Regions from separate parts of the Homo sapiens genome. Here region 1 is linked to region 2. A link is a loop called in an ENCODE intact Hi-C map of the cell type or tissue named here. Cell type or tissue: heart right ventricle. All regions are shown on one strand. Links, peaks and the distances in the headings refer to the core of each region. The heading gives the core; the rest is flanking DNA.

Region 1 (9,577 bases), core at 3,072-5,571, 130 kb before region 2:
CTTCAAGCTATTGAATTCTATGTCATGTGTACCTATGTATGTGTGTGGATGTCTGCGGCACAGAGCAGAGCCCTTGGTCTATAGACCTACCATAGATATTGTTCCAAGGGGTGCTGCCTGCCTCATATGAGTGTGGCCTTACAGGCCTGGGTACCCAGAAAGCCTGGACCGGCCATCTGCTGTCACTTTTCTCCCAGGCCTGCAGCCCTTCCTGTGCTGCTGGATCTGTACAGTGGTCTATGTCTGAGCCACATTACTGTGTCCCCCAAGGGCACTGTGGGATTCCCTATATCTCTCACCCTGGAAGCCATATTTTCTATGTGCTACTTTTCTGTGGGTGAGACGGGGGTCGGGGAGAGGTGGGGACAGGAGGGAAGGCACCCATCAGCTTGGCAAGTGATCTGGATGTGTGGAAATGGCTTCCTATTGCTAAAGGCTTGTTTGGAGGCTTGCTGCCTAAGCAGTTGCCACCAAGTGCCTCAGATCCTCCTATCTCTCTAGGACAACCAATAGAGAGGCTGTCATGCACATTCTTTCTCTGTGTTAAGTTTGTCCACCATGGGCCCAGTGAAACTACTGAAGACACCAGGTATGTAGTCAGGGGCAGGTCAGGTGTCAGAGGGAAATTTGAGTCCTGGGCTGTTTCTGTCTGACATTGTGTGGGTAATCGGTTGGCCAGGCTTGTAAAAGCCCTGTTGCCCTTCTTGGCTTGATTTAGACTGCAGGATTCAGAAGGAAGTGGGGGTTTTATACTGCCAGCAAAAAATTTTGGCTGAATGTAGGGTTTCCCTGAATTAGGCTTGTCTTTTTACTGCATTGCCAAATCCTCGGCTTCTTGTGTCTTGGGAGTGTAGCTGTTGGCAGATGAAAGTGTTCAGATGACGATGAACTGAGGATTTGGGGCAAAGTACTCTCCCACCTTAGGGGTTTGCTGAATTCCCTCCTAGCTCCAGGATTCTGTGGTTCTGTGATTCTGTGGATTTTCATTAGCCATGCTTATTAATCAAGAGTCTACTGTTAATGGGACTACAGGAATAGGAGTCTCTACATTAAGAAATACTTTTTGAAAGCCCAAAAGCCTGATGCTGTCTTCTAGTTCCCACCCAAGGACCTGTTAGTGGAAGTGCTTTGACTGGGCAGGGTGCCACCCATTTTGACATGCCCAGATCTTAGTGGCTTCAGGGAGACTAAACTGATTCAGGAGATTCTAGAGCCCTGGTAAGGGCTGCTACCTGAAAGGAGGTAGCAGATTTCTTAATTATTATACAAGCACAATTATTATACAATTAATTATTTCTTAATTATTATACAGGCCAGACCAGGCTTCCTGGGTACCCAGGCCTGTAAGGCCACACTCATATGAGGTATTCAAATTAAATGTTTTTAATTTAAAAACAAGTAATACATTTTCAATGTAGAAAACAGAAAAGAGAGATAAACAAAAGGAAAAAATTATAAAATACATTATCTTAGTACCCAGTAGTAATCATTGTTATCACTATGGTGTAATCATTCTAGTCGTTTGTACATTTTTTCATATGTATCTAGGTGTAATGGGAAAATGCCATCCACGGCGTTTGATAACCTGCTTTCCCTATTTATACTCCTTTGTATGCGTAACATTCTGGATAACTCTGAGTAGAGGTGAAGTAAATAATAGCTGTAGGTATACCAATCAGAGTTCAGAGGGGAAACATCAAGTGAGGTTTACAGATGACTCCTGCATATGCACACAATTCACTTGTTAAGGCGCGGGGAAAGAGTTCATATCTTAATGGGGATGAGATGCATTTAAAACAATCACTGAGTTTCCTGGAGGGTTAACTTACCAGTTGTTCATGGAGCAGTGTAATCCCTAAATCAAGCTGTGCAAATTGTTTGGCATCATGAAAATGAGTTTGCAGTTCAGCTGAACTTTGCTTTTCAGCTGGTTCTGGGACATAACCATGCTTTTGTTGGACCCCACAATGGGCATCAGTAGCTCATTGCTCTTCCTTGGTGGCAGGACCTACGGAGAATTGTCATGAATGATGGCATCATCATCTTTTCTCATCTTGTGTGGCCCGTTACCTCTAATACATTGACATTTCTTATAAAGGTCTGTTTTGCAAGGCAAAAAAAATGTAAACCTTGATAAGGACTTTGTAGTCTTGTACCATTTCTCTCCTTTCCATCTCCAGGTCTGGTTGTATCTCCCTCAGGTGACCTCTCACTTATTGTGATTGTGTTACTTGTGCAAGAGAAACTGCATTTCCTGTGGGTGCAGAAGCAAGACCCACCACAAAGCAGAGAGTTTCTCTTGATAACGGTCAGGGAAGGAGTTTGAGTGTTTGGCCATGGTCTTGCTTGAGGATTCTGAGATGCTAAAATGAGCTACTGTTGGGTTTTTTAGCATTTCTTCTCTCTCTAGAACTCATCAAAAATATAATAGTAAGCACCAATGTGGAATAGTTTTGAGGTACTGAGTGAAGTCCTTTGAGGATTCGTGGCCTTTGAATTCTATAACGACACCATTGTTTTCCTTCTAAGGTACTTTGAGTAATTGACATGTAGGATTAATCAGGTATTTATTGGATGCCAGGTGCTGGACTAGAGGCTTTACACACATTAATTCATTTAAACTTCACTCTATGGAGGTGACTATTTTATTCTCACTTTATGGATAAGAAACTGAAGTTCGGAGAGGTTAAATGATTTATTTACCTGAGATGATGCAGGAACCCAGAATCATGAAAAAAGTTCATTGGTCTTTGGGAGAAGAGGTAAAATGGGGTGGTAAATTGGGGGTAGGGTTGTCAGAAGAACAGTGACATGATGAAAGTATTTCATCTGAGTGAGCAGGAAGAAGACCCCAGGGGATTGTAGTCTGGGAGGTGGGCTCAGAGGCTGTTGCAAACATCTCAGCATGACACCAGATGGAGGAGCCCAGGCAGGGTTGCACAGGAGCTGGCCGGTTCAAGAGAGCCAACTGTACTGATCTCTTCCCAACTCTACATTAAGTGACTCCTGATGGTAGCTTGAAATTAGTGTGGAAACATTACACCATGGAAATTGGCAAATGCTACAATCAGAGCCCTCCCTTCCCTCTGTTCCTTAGCTAGTTGTTAAATATCTTCCAGACCATAAGTGGGTCCAAGGAAATAAAAGGATATTTTGAAGGCAAAATCAATCCATTCCAGAGATTAGTTATATTGTATGAGCTCTATTTGGGGAGTGTAAGAAAAGGATGTATCAAAGGCATTAAGGATTATTTGATCTTCTCTCATTTCAAAGGCAATTGATCACAAAGCTTTTTAAGGAAAGAGATTGTTCTGGTCAAAGTATGCTGCTTCTATACCTCAGAATGAAGGCTGCCACTTTTATAAACAGATAGGCACAGGCTGCCACCTGAATGAGGGAGAGTTAGGATGTGCGCAGGACACACCTTGTCCTACAGAATTATATGCGCTCAGATTTTCCCCAGCCACGTGCTGGATCATGGCTTGATGGATCAAGGCAGAGGCTGAGCCCAGCTTTTCTGAGCCATGGGATAAGTTAGAAGCAGAAAGTTAGTCACAGTGAGGGAGTTTGCTGCTGCACAGCAGCAGCCCAGGGGCCTAGGGATTTCTGCTTTGTCACTGTCTGTCCCATCCAGAGCTGATGAATGAAGAGGCTGGCTTTGGGGCCCTGAGTGAAAAGGACGAGGAGAGCCCTGAAGAGTTCTCAGGGTCTCTAAAGGATTGCTGCTTCTTGGATCATAAGTTTACTCTTAACTGTAACAGAATGACAGAACGTCACTTCTCCTAATATTATTCTTGGCATAGCATCTTGTGCTGCGTCCTTCTTGTGATTCATCTCCATTACAGTTCTGTTACATATTTCTACGATGTTGCATTAGAAGAACAAACAGTGTTGTTAAATCCAATTCCCTGTCCTCTTCCAACAGTACCCACTGATGACAGGAACCTGGTTGATACTTAATTGTGTGATAGCTAAACTTCAGAATATTGAGTAAAATGTAAAACTCCCTGAAGGAAATTTGGTTCCATTGCATGGCACAGCTCCCAGGCAGGTCACAGGAGACTCTATGCTACATTTTTTTTTTTCTCTCCGAAGCATGCCAGTCTTTTTAGAACAGTTTCAGTGCAGGGTAGAATGCCGTGACGTCTCTGTGTTCTGAACTTCTGTCAAGACTCAAATCATGCCTCGATCCTCCCAGAAGCCTCTGCTGATCAATTTCCAGGAATAGTGCAGGTTCTCCTCTGGGCTCTCCCGCAGGGGCATGTACTGTACTAATCTGTTTCCGGGCAGTGTTGTGATGGCACAGGCTCTGGAGCCAAACTGCCTAGGTTCAAATCCTTGTTCTGTACTTTCTAAGCTGAGGTCCGCTGGGAAGTTAACATCTGGGCTTAATTGTTCTCATTTTAAAAATGGAGGTAGCAGTTGCACCTTATGTCACAGAGTTATCAGAACCTATGTAAAGTGCTTAGCATCTGCCTGGCACATGGTAGAGTCCCAGTAAACATGAGCTATTAATACTGTTATTATTTTCTCCCCAGTTGATTGAGAGTTTCTTGAGGGCTCTATCTTTCTTGTGCGAAGGAATAGCATGAATTTGAGTACGTGGTTGGTGCACAGGATGGTAAACGAATGAAAGCTGGGATCTCCTTGGAATTTATGTCTTGGAAATAATCGTCAAAGATTTAGAAGTAAAGAACAGTTTAATTTATAAAATTTTCTTTGTATATGTGCTTTCTAAAAGCCATATAAAATATTAAGCTTATTTGATTTACAAATTAGAAACAAAGATGGTCATACTTTACGCAAAAGTTAAGAAAAAAAATACATGTACTTATTCCATATCACAGGCAGTATGGTTTACTAGAGAAAACATGGATTGCAGAGGCCGACTTGGTTTAAATCCCAGCTCCATCATTTACAGCTTGTGTGGGTTTGGGCAAGGCACTTCAATTCCCTGTGCCTGCGTTTCCTCATTTGTAAACTGTGGCAAATAATACTTAACCATCTGGGGGTGGTTGTGGGAATTAAATGAAATCCTATCCATTAAGGACAGTTATTGGTATATGCTAAATTGTTGGTAGATGATAATTGTTGTTGTTTAGTTGTTGATGTATTAGACAGAGGTGGGGCAAGGGAAACAGAGAGGAGAAGGGAAAAAGAGAGAAAAGCATCAACATAGACAAAGCAAGAAGGGGAAAGGCAGCTGAAAAAAAAAAAAAGCAAAACCCAAAATGACCACCAAAAAAAAAAAAGGCAAATAAAGTGGCTCATAGATTTCATTTGGTTTTGAAATGTTTTAGAATTGTTTTTTGTAGAGACAAGGTCTCACTATATTGCCCAGACTGATTGTGAACTCCTGGCCTCCTAAAGCACAGGAATTACAGGCATGAGCCACCACACGCAGCCATTGTTTTAAAATGTTATATGTTAAGTTTCTAGTTTTTACATAGGTAACACATACCCATGGCACAAAATTCAAAAGATAACAAAGAGTACTTAGTAACAAAATTACAAAAAAAATTTACACTTCCACCATGTGTGAGCCATTAGGGGTAACTACTGGGTTCTTGTGATTCCTTCTAGAAATACTTCATGCATGTATTAGCAAAATATTCATATTTCCTAGGATTTATTTTTATTCTTCTACATAAGTGATGGCACATCAGTTACACTGTTCTACATTTTGCTTTCTTTATTGAATGGGTTTTAGCAATCATTTCTTATCAGGAGATGCAGAATTGCTTCTTCCTTTTTAGCCTTCGAATTCCATGTATTTAACCAGTCCCCCATTAAGGGAATTTTAGGTTGTTTCCAATCTTTTGTTATTACAGCTAAAGCGGCAATGAATAATCTTGTCCATGTGCGATTTCATACATGTGAGTGTATTAGTGTGATAGTTTCCTAGAAATTGAATTGCTGACTCAAAGGATATGGGCAGTTTTGAGACAGAGACAGGTAGAGGTTGTACAAATTTAATACTCCCTCCAGTGATGTATGGGAACAGCTGTTCCTCATATGTTTGTCAGCACATGATACTGTCAGTTTTCTTGATCTTTGCCAGATTGCAGAGGGAAGAACTTATATCAGCGTAGTTTTAATTTGCATCTCTCTTGTATAAGTAGGATTGAGCACCTGGTCAGGTATTCAAGAACCATTTTTATTTTGTTTTCCGTGAATTCTATGTTCATATCCGTTGTCTATCTTTCTGTCAGTTATTGATCCTTTTCCATTGATTCAAAGCCCTTCTTGATATATTCCAAGGAGCAAACGTTTGTTTTTCACATGTCTTTTAAAATTTATCATTCGTCTTTCTGCTTAATTTATAGTGTTTTTGCCATGCAGAAAGTTTTGATTTATATGAAGCAGACTATATATCCTTTCTTTTATGCTTCTAGATTTTGTGACATACTTAAAATGGCCTATTTAGTCTACTTTGATACAATGAAAATATTCTTCCAGGTTTTCTTCAAGTTTCTTTAAATAATAGGTTTTGAAATATTGGGCAAATTCAGACTATGCTTGTCACACGACAAGATGAACTATGCTTGTTACACCTGATATAAATACACATACACGGGAAGAAATGTAGGTATGTCTGGAAGGTAGAATGAGAAATACTTCTTTTCCTCTTTGTAGTTTTCTTTGTTTTCCAGGTTTTCTGCATTGATTATGTATTACTGTAGTACTCATGAAAATGTTAATTAAATGCAAGTTTATTTTGACCATTTTAAACCTTTCTTTAAGATTCTTGGTCCCTGGATCTCTCTGAATGCTAGTGTTGCCGCCTGTTTTGCTTTGGAAACTGTTTGGCTTCTACCCAGAATAGCTTTGACCCACTCCAAATGACCTCTTGTGGCTAAATCCAATGAAACATTCTGGTCCTAAGCTTGCCTTACCTGTAGCCCATCTGAAGCTACTGACCACCCCTTCCTGCTTGGCCTGCCTCCCTCCTCTCTCCCTGCATCTCCTCCTTCTGGTGGATATTCCCTGGGCCCTTGCTCTAGCCGAGCCCTGTACAGTAATAGGGAACATTTCAGAGGGTCCACTGTGAGCTAGGTGCTCTAAGTCTGTGTATATTATCTTATTTAGCCCTCATCACAATATTTCTTTTATCTTTTCTTTTCTTTCTTTCTTTTTTTTTTTTTTTTTGAGACGGAGTCTCGCTCTGTTGCCCAGGCTGGAGTGCAGTGGTGAGAGCTCAGCTCACTGCAACCTCTGCTTCCCTGGTAGCTGGGACTACAGGCACCCACCACTACGCCTCGCTAATTTTTGTATTTTTGGTACAGACAGTGTTTCACCATATTGGCCAGGCTGGTCTTGAACTCCTGACTTTGTGATCTGCCCACCTTGGTTTCCCAAAGTGCTGGGATTACAGGCGTGAACCATCGTGCCCAGCCTTTCATCACAATATTTCTAAGGGAGCTATGGCTATCAACTGGGTTTTTCAGATGAGAAAACGGAGCATTACAAGAACTAGGTAACATGCCCTAGAGCAACCAGATAGAAATGGGTGGAGCCAAGATTTGAACCCAGGGACTCTGATCGTAGCCCATGCTAAACCAGGCTCTCTTCTCTCTGTGCCTTCTGTAGGCCAACCCATCCTTGTGGGACTTTACCTACCTTTTCTCTTTTACACAGATGACTGCCAAGTTTATGTCCCCAACTCTGAGTTCTCTCTTGCATTCTGGACAGCCCAGTGGCTGATCCACTTGCATGTGCCACAGACACCTTAAATTCAGCACGCCTATATCTCCTAAGATTTTCTGGAGAGATGGGGCTGTTATTTTTCATAGTGTCTGGTAGAAGAGGCTAGAAAATGAGAACACAGGGAACTTGACTCAGGTATTCTATGAGGTTAGTGCTTTGCTTTATAATTAAGTTAGATTCAATTCATCAACCTATTACAGGCCTTAATCCCTGACCTTAAGGAGTTTTTAATGATTCAGTGTGATTTTCATATCCTTGTTCTTTTAAGACCAATATATCCTTTTAGAAGATTAGTTACCTTTTTTCCCACAGCCCAAAGTAATTTGCTTATCCTGATGGGAAGGCCAATTCATTTCCTAAAAGTGAACGTTGCTTACTCTCAGAGAGCAATTAGCATTGAAATTCTGGATCCGTTTAAATCCTCTGAGATTCTGTGGTTCAATCCATTGTAATTAATAATCACAGAACACTCAAGATGGGACATTAGATTTAAAAACAATTGTGTTCCAGCAAGAAGAGGAAACTTCAACTCGGCAAGGAATCTTCTGGCTTAAAGATTGGTTTTTATGCCTTTGCAATTGAGAACAATCTCTATGAGAAAAGCACTAGCAATTCCAATTCTCTAGGATAGTGTTTTTCTTTTTAGCTTTCCTATTAACTAAAAAAAGGTATAAAAGTAACACATGCTAAGTGTAACAATGGCAAGATTGCCAGCCCCTTGAGTGAGCTGACCACTGTTAACAGCTTGTACCACTTTTGGCACCCTGCCATGGGCTCACACAGTAGGATATCAATAGGCATCCTAATTACATATGTAGAATCGAGGTTGGTTTGTTTATTTTATAGTAATAAGATCATACAATGGTTATTACTCTACAAGTTTTTTTTTTTTTTTCTCACCTAGCTCTAGACCATGGATACTCCATCCAGGTCAGTTAACATAGCTTTATTCTCTTAGATAGCATGTAACATAGCAAGTTACACGACTTATTTAGCCAATTTTCTCTTGATGGACATCCAGGTCATTTTTTATTTTCTACCTCTGCTGGCAAGGCTGCAAGAGACATTCCTGTACACATATTTTTATACAATAAAGCATCTGTTTCTAACAAGTCCTAAAAGTAAGAATGCTGAGGTCCAGGCTTGGCTAATTTCTAAAACTACATTAATATATGAGCTGAGGAAGGGAAAAGGGAAGTCACATACTTCTGTCTGCCAGGTACTACAGTAGGTACTTTCCATAAGTTGTTTAGTTTCATCTTGGTCTCCTGTCTCTAGTTCTGCCCCAATGTCTCCTCTACATAAGCACAGATAAGCATATCAATCTGCTCAAAACCCTACGTAGTTCACATGATCTTTATGGTAAAGGCCAAGCTAGTGATATTGCCCACAAGGCCTTCCAGAGTTTGGTTTTGTCCACCTCTTCCCTCTGTCTCTTGTCCCTCTCCCTTTCTCTTTACATTCCAGTACACCTGAACTGCTTGCAATTACCCACCTTACCCGGCCATTTCAGCCCTCTGGGCCTTTGCTCTTCCTCCCTCTCTGCTCTAATGGTCCTTCCCCACCTCATCCCCTGGCTCTTCTATCACTCATCAGTCAATACCCACTCAGTCTTCTGCTCTTTCAGAACGCCTTTTGCAGGTGGGCTTATGAATTCCTGAGGCTATATCATGCTGTGGTGACTTAAAATACAGAAATCTTGGTGGCTTAATACAATTTTTTGCTTGGCCGGTGAAAGTCTGCTGCAGGGCTGGGTCATTCACTTGGGCAACTCCCTTCAGAGACTTGCCTGATGGAGCCAATGGAAGCTCCATCATTCTGTAATTGTACCATCCAGAACACTCAGCCTCCTTGGTTGCTGTGGCAGGAG
Region 2 (8,370 bases), core at 2,159-4,658:
TAACAATCATATTATCCACATGAATTTTTGAGAAAACAGTGAATAAAATGAGGTTTAGAAAGGGAGGTCACTAGATCCCTGTGCTGTGTTCCTTTTACCTCAATGCACATTTTTGTGTTTCTCAAAGTACCTAGCTCAGTACGTTGGTGGAAATTCATAGTGGAAGTTCAACAACTATTTATAAGATGGGGTTGATGGCGGAGGAGAGGGAGAATGAGGAGGCAGGAGGAGGAAGAAGAAAGAGAAAAAAAGAAGGAAAAGCATCAGAATTCATAAAAATGCTTTTATCTCCGTAGATGTGAGTGCCAAGACTTCATTTGTCTTGGCATCCTCATATTTTCTCAGTATCCCAAATAAGCATGCCAGTAGAGCAGGTCTGCCATGGGAGAGGGTGCCTAGGAGTTCTCATGACGACATTGTGTTCCAGAAAATCACAGCAGCAGCGGCAGCGACAGCAATAGCTGCCCCCACATTCCTCTGGAAAGGCTGGAGCTTTGCTTTGTGTTGTTTTAGGCTTCCTTCCCCAGGAAGCATTATTGGAAGGAAACACTCCACCCCGACCCTCCCAGCTCCCAGTGCTGGCTTGTGGTCAGTAAAGTAAATGTAATTTTTGCCTCTTAAGAAATGTGGGACAAGAGACTGCATGGAGCACTGCCAACGTGACAGTGGAGGTGCGTCAGTGGGCTCGGTGACAGGTGGCAGAGGCCAAGGGTCTGGGGAGTCACTTACAGTCACGGAGGCTTTCTCTCCCAGCCATTGTCCATTGATGGGAATGAGGTAGTGGGCAGCCAAGCCACACAACGGGAGCCTGGAGAAAGAAGTCTAGGGCAATTTGCACATGAATTTCCTTCTTTAAATAGCTACGCAATAAGTCAATATCCCTAGGAAGAAGTTGCTTATTGGCTGCCTTATTCTTTTTTTTTTTTTAAGCGAGTCTCTTAAAGACACTTATTTTGGCCTTACATGCACTTAATCAGGCTTGTCTTATTCTTTTAATTCTGAAGTTCTACTGTTCAACAGTTAGGAAGGAACTGGCTTTGCATCTGGAAACAAGAGCAGGCACAAAGACAATGAGATAGATGGTGGGCTTGTTTTGCAGACGTGTGTTAGAGAGAGAGCACCACTCATGCATAGAAGAGAGGTTTGAAAGATTGGACATACAAAGTGGAGTCTAGGCCAGGCATGGTGGCTCACACCTGTAATCCCAGCTACTCTGGAAGCTGAGGCAAAAGGATTGCTTGAACCTGGGAGGCGGAAGTTGTAGTGAGCTGAGATTGAGCCACTGCACTCCAGCCTGGGCAACAGAGCAAGACTCCGTCTCAAGAAGAAAAGAATGATCCCAGCACTTTGGAAGGCTGAGCAGGTGGATGACCTGAGGTCAGGAGTTGAAGACCAGCCTGGCCAACATGGTGAAACATCTCTACTAAAAATACAAAAATTAGCTGGGTGTGGTGGTGCGTGCCTGTAATCCCAGCTACTCGGGAGACTGAGGCAGGAAAATTGCTTGAACCGGGAGGTGGAGGTTGCAGTGAGCTGAGATCATACCACTGTACTCCAGCCTGGGCAACAGAGTGAGACTCTGTCTAAAAAAAGAAAGAAAGAAAGAGAGAGAGAAGAAAGAAAGTAAAAATAAAATAAAGAGGTCTAGCTGGCAGCACCAGGGCCATCAGCCAATAGTGGGATTAGGGATGGCTACTACTGGAAAAAACTGCACACTGGGATTGCCTCTTGTTCAATATATGACATCTGCATTGATTCTAAATCCTCCCTACATGGAATTAGGCAATGGTGTGCTGTTAGCTTGCTCTTTGAAAAGAAAGAGAGGAAGAAAAAAGATCCTGGTCTGTAATATCAGCCAATATTTCAGTGTAAATATTCTGACTGTGGCCAGCTTCCAGCTACCAAGATTGACCTGCTCAAAAGATTCCTGAATATTTAACAACCAGCTCTCTGGGGCTGGTACCCACAGCTCCAGCATACCACTGGCTAAGATACAGATTGCTACTCACCACTTCCAGCTTTGGCTTTGCCACTATTAGATGTATGCTCTGTAGCAAGCTCTTAATTTCCTCAAACTGCAGTTCTCTTTTGAAAAATGGGAGCTGAGATGATGCAGTAACGATATTTAGAGTCTCTGCTGAGCCTACACCACTCTTCTCTGAGAACCGCATCCTTCCTGGTGCTCCCTACTGGTGCCATATTCCACCTGATTTTTCAACTTCATTTTGGAGTCTAGCAGATATCCCAACTGCTTCCAATAAATGCCCTTCTGCACTCAGGCCAGTCTGAGTGGGATTTTGTAAGTTGCAACCAGCAGCGCTCTAAGTAAGGCAGAAATGATTTCCAAGGCCTTTGTGAGTTCTGATATTGCACCATTTGTTCTCAGAGTGTGCTGCCGACCAGCAGCATCAACTTCACCTGGGACATGTTGGAAATGTCAGTTCTCAGGGAACCACCGCAGACCTATTAAATCAGAAACTCTAGGGATGGGACCCAGCAACTTGTGTTTTTACAAGCTTTCCAGGTGATTCCCATGTGTTCTCAAGCTTGAGAACTGCTGCATCACTGTTCTAAGGATGGTATGACTTATTTGAGAAAGGCATTTTCAGACTGATCCAGTTTTCTTTTCTGATTAATGAAGGCCAAAAGTTAATGTTTTACTGGTAAAAAAAATTGATTTTTATAAACGAAACATATTACTATTACAACTTGAAAGACATCAATTTCCTTTTCTCCTTCTTTCTTATTTTAGTTTCAATGGACAGAGACTGACGTTTCAAAGACTAGCCTAAAAGAATATAAGGAGAAGAAAAGTGTAGAGAATGAAAATACTGCCAATAAATAAGCGGAAATAAAAAATATGCACCAGATAATTTCAAGATAGTGAAGGCCAGAAAGAAATACAGAACAGGAAGCCCAGATGCTGTGTGGTTTTTGCATTGGAAAAGATTTCACAAAATGTGCCATTAACACATTGAGTGACTAATCATTTCTGGCATTAGGAAACCATTTAAGAGTCCACTAATGATTGATTTACATAAGTACAGTAAAAAGTGAAACAGGAAACTTTGACTTAACTTCATCCTGACATATATCAAAAGCACAGTTTTCACTGTAAGATTTGGAGAGATGTGGCTAGATAGCAATTTTCACTATAAAATAGTCTTGAACAGACCATTCGAATGGATAGAGCTTGTTGGTAAGCTGGTTGTTTGAAACTAACACTTTTTTTTGTATGGAAAATCATGCCTTTGGAGAGCAGACTGCAGACTGGACGATGGAATCCTTAATGGAAGTAAACTGGAGGGCTGGTAATTGGTAATCATGCAGGTGATTGGGAGGAGAGGGGCCCAGGAGAGGAGCTGCACTGGGTAGAGAGGGGAGAGAGGGGAGAGAGGGGAGAGAGAGAGAGAGAGAGAGAGAGAGAGACAGAGAGAGAGACAGAGAGAGAGACAGAGAGAGACAGAGAGAGAGAGACAGAGAGAGAGAGAGAGAGAGAGAAAATTGGGGAAGGACAGAGTCCTCTAGTGGGAGGAATGCAGTCTGAAAGGGGCTCCCTTTCCAGAAATGTCAACAGTATGGGGCCTGAGGGTAGAGGAAGGTTCTGCAGCTGAGTGACTGAGAAAAACAAACTGTATTTTTCACCATGCTTACACTCACACTTCACTTCTGGCTGCCAAATGTATAGGGGTTATTCTGTGTGGGAATAATTCTCCAGTTCTCTGCAGACACCAACTGGATGTCCAACTCCAGGCTGCACTGATGAATACAGAGCACAGACCCCACAAGACTGCCCCTACTCCAGTGCCAGTAGTAAGTCCCAGCTTGTGATCTGTACTCTGAATCAAGGGTTCCCATGACCCCCTTCTCAGGTTCAGTCATTTACTAGAACAGCTCACAGGGCTGGGAAACACTTAATGTTTACTGGTTTATTACAAAGGCTACAGATAAACAGTCAGATTAAGAGATACACAGGGTGAGGTCCGGAATGGTGCAGGGCACGGGAACTTCTGTCCCTGTGGAGCTGGAGTGTGTCAGCCTCCCAGCACATGGACGGATTCTTATTCACAAACCCAGAAGCTCTTTGAGCCCTGTCCTATTGGGTTTTTATGGAGATTTCACTATGTAGGGCATGATTGATTTAAATCATTGGCCGTGGTGATTAACTCAACTTTCAGCCCCTCCCTGAAGGTGAGAGGCTGATGCTGAAAGTTCTAACCCTCTAATTACATACTTGTTTCCCCTGGCAGCTAGCCTCCCTCCAAGGCTCTCCAGGAGGCCCCAGCCGTTAGTCATCTCACCTTAGAATACAAAAGATACCCTTCTGAGATTATATTAAGATTATATTATAATATTTCTTATTATAAATCACAATATCTCAATGACCAAATATGTATGTTATCAGTATGTTGGACAAACAAGTTGGGAGCTGCCCTACTTGCAAACCGCTGCTGTGCCCACACTCCATTGTGGTATAGATGTCTGAAGCGAGTTTGAATAGCACAGTGGTTATGACTTTTGGCTTTGCTGTCAGATGGATGTTGGTTGGAACCCAATTCCTCCAGTTACCTGCTGCGAGACTTTGGGCTAGTTACTAAAACATACTGTGTCTTAGTTTCCTCACCTATAAAATGGTGATGATAAGGTAACAATAAAAAATATATATGGCCCGTGCCACCAAATATGTATATAACTGTGCCACCACCACAGAGTTCCTAAACTTTTTAAATTTCCTGAATGATAGAGGTGCTAGGTACATTATTGTTCTAATATTTAGTCTGTGATCCTGATTCCTGACACAAAGCTTCTAATTCTTTGGAATTTTCTGGGTAATAGGAGCTTCTTTTGTTCGAATAAGACAACTCTTGCTAGACTCCTAGAAGGGGGCTGGTCATCAGAAAGATTAAGCCATGATTAGAAGGTTGGAATTTTCAGCCCCATTTTCTATCCTCCAGGGAGGAAAGAGGGCCTGGAGATTGAGTTACTAATTGGTCATTCCTATATAAAAATCCCTCAACTATGAGTTTCAGGGAGCTTCCGGGTTGGGAAGCATACACAGAAGCTGGGAGCATGGTGCATTTCAATTCCACGAGGACAGAAGCTCCTGCACCCGGCCCCTTTTGGACCTCACCCTCTGTATTTCTTCATCTGGCTGTTCATCTATATCCTTTATCCTATTTTTTAACACAATAAACTGGTAATGGTAAGTTAGTGCTCCTCTGTGTTCTGTGACCCTTCCTAGCAAATATTCAAACCTGAGGAGGGTGTTGTGACAACTCTGATTAATAGCCAGTCCATCAGAAGTACAGGTGACACCTAGGACTTGTGATTGGCATCTGAAATGGGGAACAGTCTTGTGGGATTAAGTCATTAACTGGTGAGGTCTATGCCAACTCTGATTAAAATCAGAATTGAATGGAATTTTAGGACATCCAATTGATGTCCACAGGAGAATTGAATGTGTGGGGAAAAAACCCACATACCTGCTCACAGAAGTGTGTTGAATGTGAACATACAGAGAAAGTTTATTTTTTTCTATACAATAAAAATAATAGGGTTTACCTGACAAAGTTGTTTTGAGAATTCAGTGATATATTGCATGTAAAACACTCATCACACTGAGCATTTAATGTGTGTTAGATATTGTCATTTGTAATTAATCATTGAGATACCTTAGATGATTCTCATTCTTTCTGAAAAAGATAGTGATAGATCAGCGTTTAGTTAGAGAGTTCAATTAGCTAACACATGTATGAAGTATAAAGAGGACTTAGTTAATGGTTGTAAGAAATTGCATCTACTTCTTATGTTAACTGGTGGCCCACATCTCTGAATCTTCACAGAAGATCCTACCAATAAAAATTCATATTAGGAGCACGATTTATAGGCACTTTTATTTTTTATTTATTCCTATTATTTATAGGAATTATAGAGAAAATAAACATAGGAAAAACTTCCATAATAACTTATGATGCAGAAAGAGGTATTTATTATTACAGTGCTTATTTCCTTCAATATGACTGCTGTTTGAAGGAAATAGGAATTGAAAACAAACCCTGCTAGTAATGTAGGGAAACTGCCTGGATATATTTAGCCAAGGGCCCAGCTCTTCTGACAGCCCCAAATGCTAAAAATATTCACGAGTGTGGTTTTTGCCTTCACTGTGCTGGGTAAATATACATACACACTGCCCTTTAGGGTTTTTGAAATGCTTTGAAGTACTTACAGAGTTACAGCTCTTTGACTCCAACACAGAATCTTTGTGGTATGGGGGCAAAGCAATCTTGGTTAGCATGTGAAGCTAACCAAGGGATATGCATTTGAAGCACATCCCTGTGTGGAGCCTCTGGCTTCCATCAGAAACTTGGGAACAGGTTCTGTTGGTGCATCCATGTTTACTGCAAACAACTTCATCCCTGTAACACACCCTTGAAGTCCAAGTATCTGCAGAGCAAAGGACCAACTTCAAAGGAACATGAATCCTTGTACCAGATGGAGTTTGAGAGCTCTCCCATTCATTTCTCTGGGTCTGTCCTGGTTAGTTGTGCATCCTCAGTCACTGCATGAGTTCCCAGGAGGGCCAAGATGGTGGGGTCACACAAGGAGTAATAAATGGAGAAATTCAGGATATGACTGGGATGTTGGGCCAACAGAATTTGCTAATGGAGTGGATGTGACATTTGAGTAAAAGAAAAGATAAAGGATGACTCCAAGATTTTTGACCTGATCAAGCTGAAGTTTTTTCCTAAGGTGGCATACACAGCAGAGTGAGGAGCAAGTTTTGTGAGGGGAAGTGAAGGACTTGGTCTGGCCACTCTTATAGTGTCCTATTGCTGCCTAAAAAACCACCCCAACAGTGAGTGACTTAAAGCTGCAATGTATTATCTTTCATCTTTCTGTAGGTTGACTGGGCTTAGCTGGGTGATTCTGTTTTTCTCTTGCAGTTACAGTGAGACATCTGGGGCTCACTTATATGGCTCTTGTTACTACTGGCTCTCTGCTGGGAGCTGAGCAACGGCCATCCACAGCAGTGCCAACATATGTTGCTTGGCCTTCTTACAGAGGAGTGGCTGAGTTCCAAGAGGGAGTGTCCCAAGCAGTTGCATTCCAAGAAAGTCAGGTGGAAGTTCCAAACATTCCTATGACCTAGCCTAACAAGTGCACAAAGCGACTTCTGCTGTGTTTTATTGGTCAAGCAAGTCACTACGGCCAGACCCTATTCAAAGGAAGGGGAGAAAGGCTTCACTGCCTGATGCGAGAAGCAGGGAGGGAAAGAGTTGTTAACAACCATCTTTGGACAACTTCTATCACTGATGTTGTAAATTTGAAATATGTCTTGATATTCAAGTCTGGAACTCAAGGAGAGATTGGGTCTGGGAAATGGGCAGGAAATTTTGTAATTGTGGGACCAGCCCAAACTGAGCCTGCTTTGTTGATAACAAAAGTGTCGAGTTACCTTGTAGGTATAACAGAGCCAAAAAACTGCAAGTCATATAACCTGGGCATGTGCTATAGAAAAAGCTTTGACCTCTAACAACACCCAGAACCAATGATTCCTCCACTCAGAACCAGGAGGACCAGACCATGACCAGAACATGAACACCAGAACACACCAGAACGCACCAGAACGCTTTCAGAAGGAGGGGTCCATTGGCCTGGAAGATCTGGGGCTAAAGTCTGCCTCAACATACCTTACCGTAAATGGCCAAATTTGAAGCCCTCCAATCAGACCAAACCAACATTCCCAAATCCTTTTTCCCTTGCCCTTCAGGCCCATAAACTTGCCCCAGACCCCAAATCAAGGAGATAGATTTGAACCCAACCCCTGTCTTTTTGCTGGCAGGTTTTGCAATGAAGCCTTTCTTTTCTCAAAAGCCAGTGCCATAGTTATTGGCCTCTGCACTCAGCAACCCCATTTGCTCCACAACGAATTCCTCCTCAGAGATTTCTGTTTGGAGCATTAGATCTAATGCTGTTAAATTAGAAACAAATTGCCTTCCTGTGTGTGTGTGTTTTTTTTAAGTGATCGAGTTGGAATTCTGTTATTCTGTTGGATATCTCTGTGGTAGCTGGTAAATGAACTACATATTTTAATCATACATAATATTTATCAATCGCTTAACACAATGCCTCATGTTAAGCAGCTACTGTAGACAAGTGCTGATTATTGTTATTAGCTATATATATATGTTTTATATGTTATTAGCCATATATATGTTTTATATGTTATCAGCTATATATATATATATGTTTTACATTTCCTTATTCATGTTCTTTCTAAACCAGATAGATGTCCCATGCTGGGGCTCCATGATGCACTAATCTGGCTGTACTCACATTGGGTTGATCGTTCTTGAGGTTGTACATCAG

Evidence for each region. A loop is a pair of places that touch in the nucleus more often than their neighbours do. Peaks named below come from ENCODE experiments on the same cell type or tissue, not always from the same donor. Only the 100,000 strongest peaks of a DNase experiment are listed, where the experiment ranks them.
Region 1: it touches region 2 in a loop (2.8-fold over the local background); 32 of 110 quality-filtered maps call a loop at or near these places.

The regions. Positions count from the first base shown.
Region 1 is chr7:22,712,567-22,722,143 of GRCh38, reverse strand. No RefSeq gene overlaps it. Among named protein-coding and RNA genes, the nearest start is that of IL6, 9.8 kb to the left of the region's middle. In heart right ventricle, for the core only: no CTCF peak of the experiment used is centred there; DNase peaks (open chromatin) are centred at 3,569 and 4,224; H3K27ac peaks cover 1,327 bases.
Region 2 is chr7:22,582,161-22,590,530 of GRCh38, reverse strand. No RefSeq gene overlaps it. Among named protein-coding and RNA genes, the nearest start is that of STEAP1B-AS1, 23 kb to the right of the region's middle. RefSeq lists an enhancer at 6,811-7,385. In heart right ventricle, for the core only: a CTCF peak has its summit at 3,557; no DNase peak of the experiment used is centred there; H3K27ac peaks cover 1,790 bases.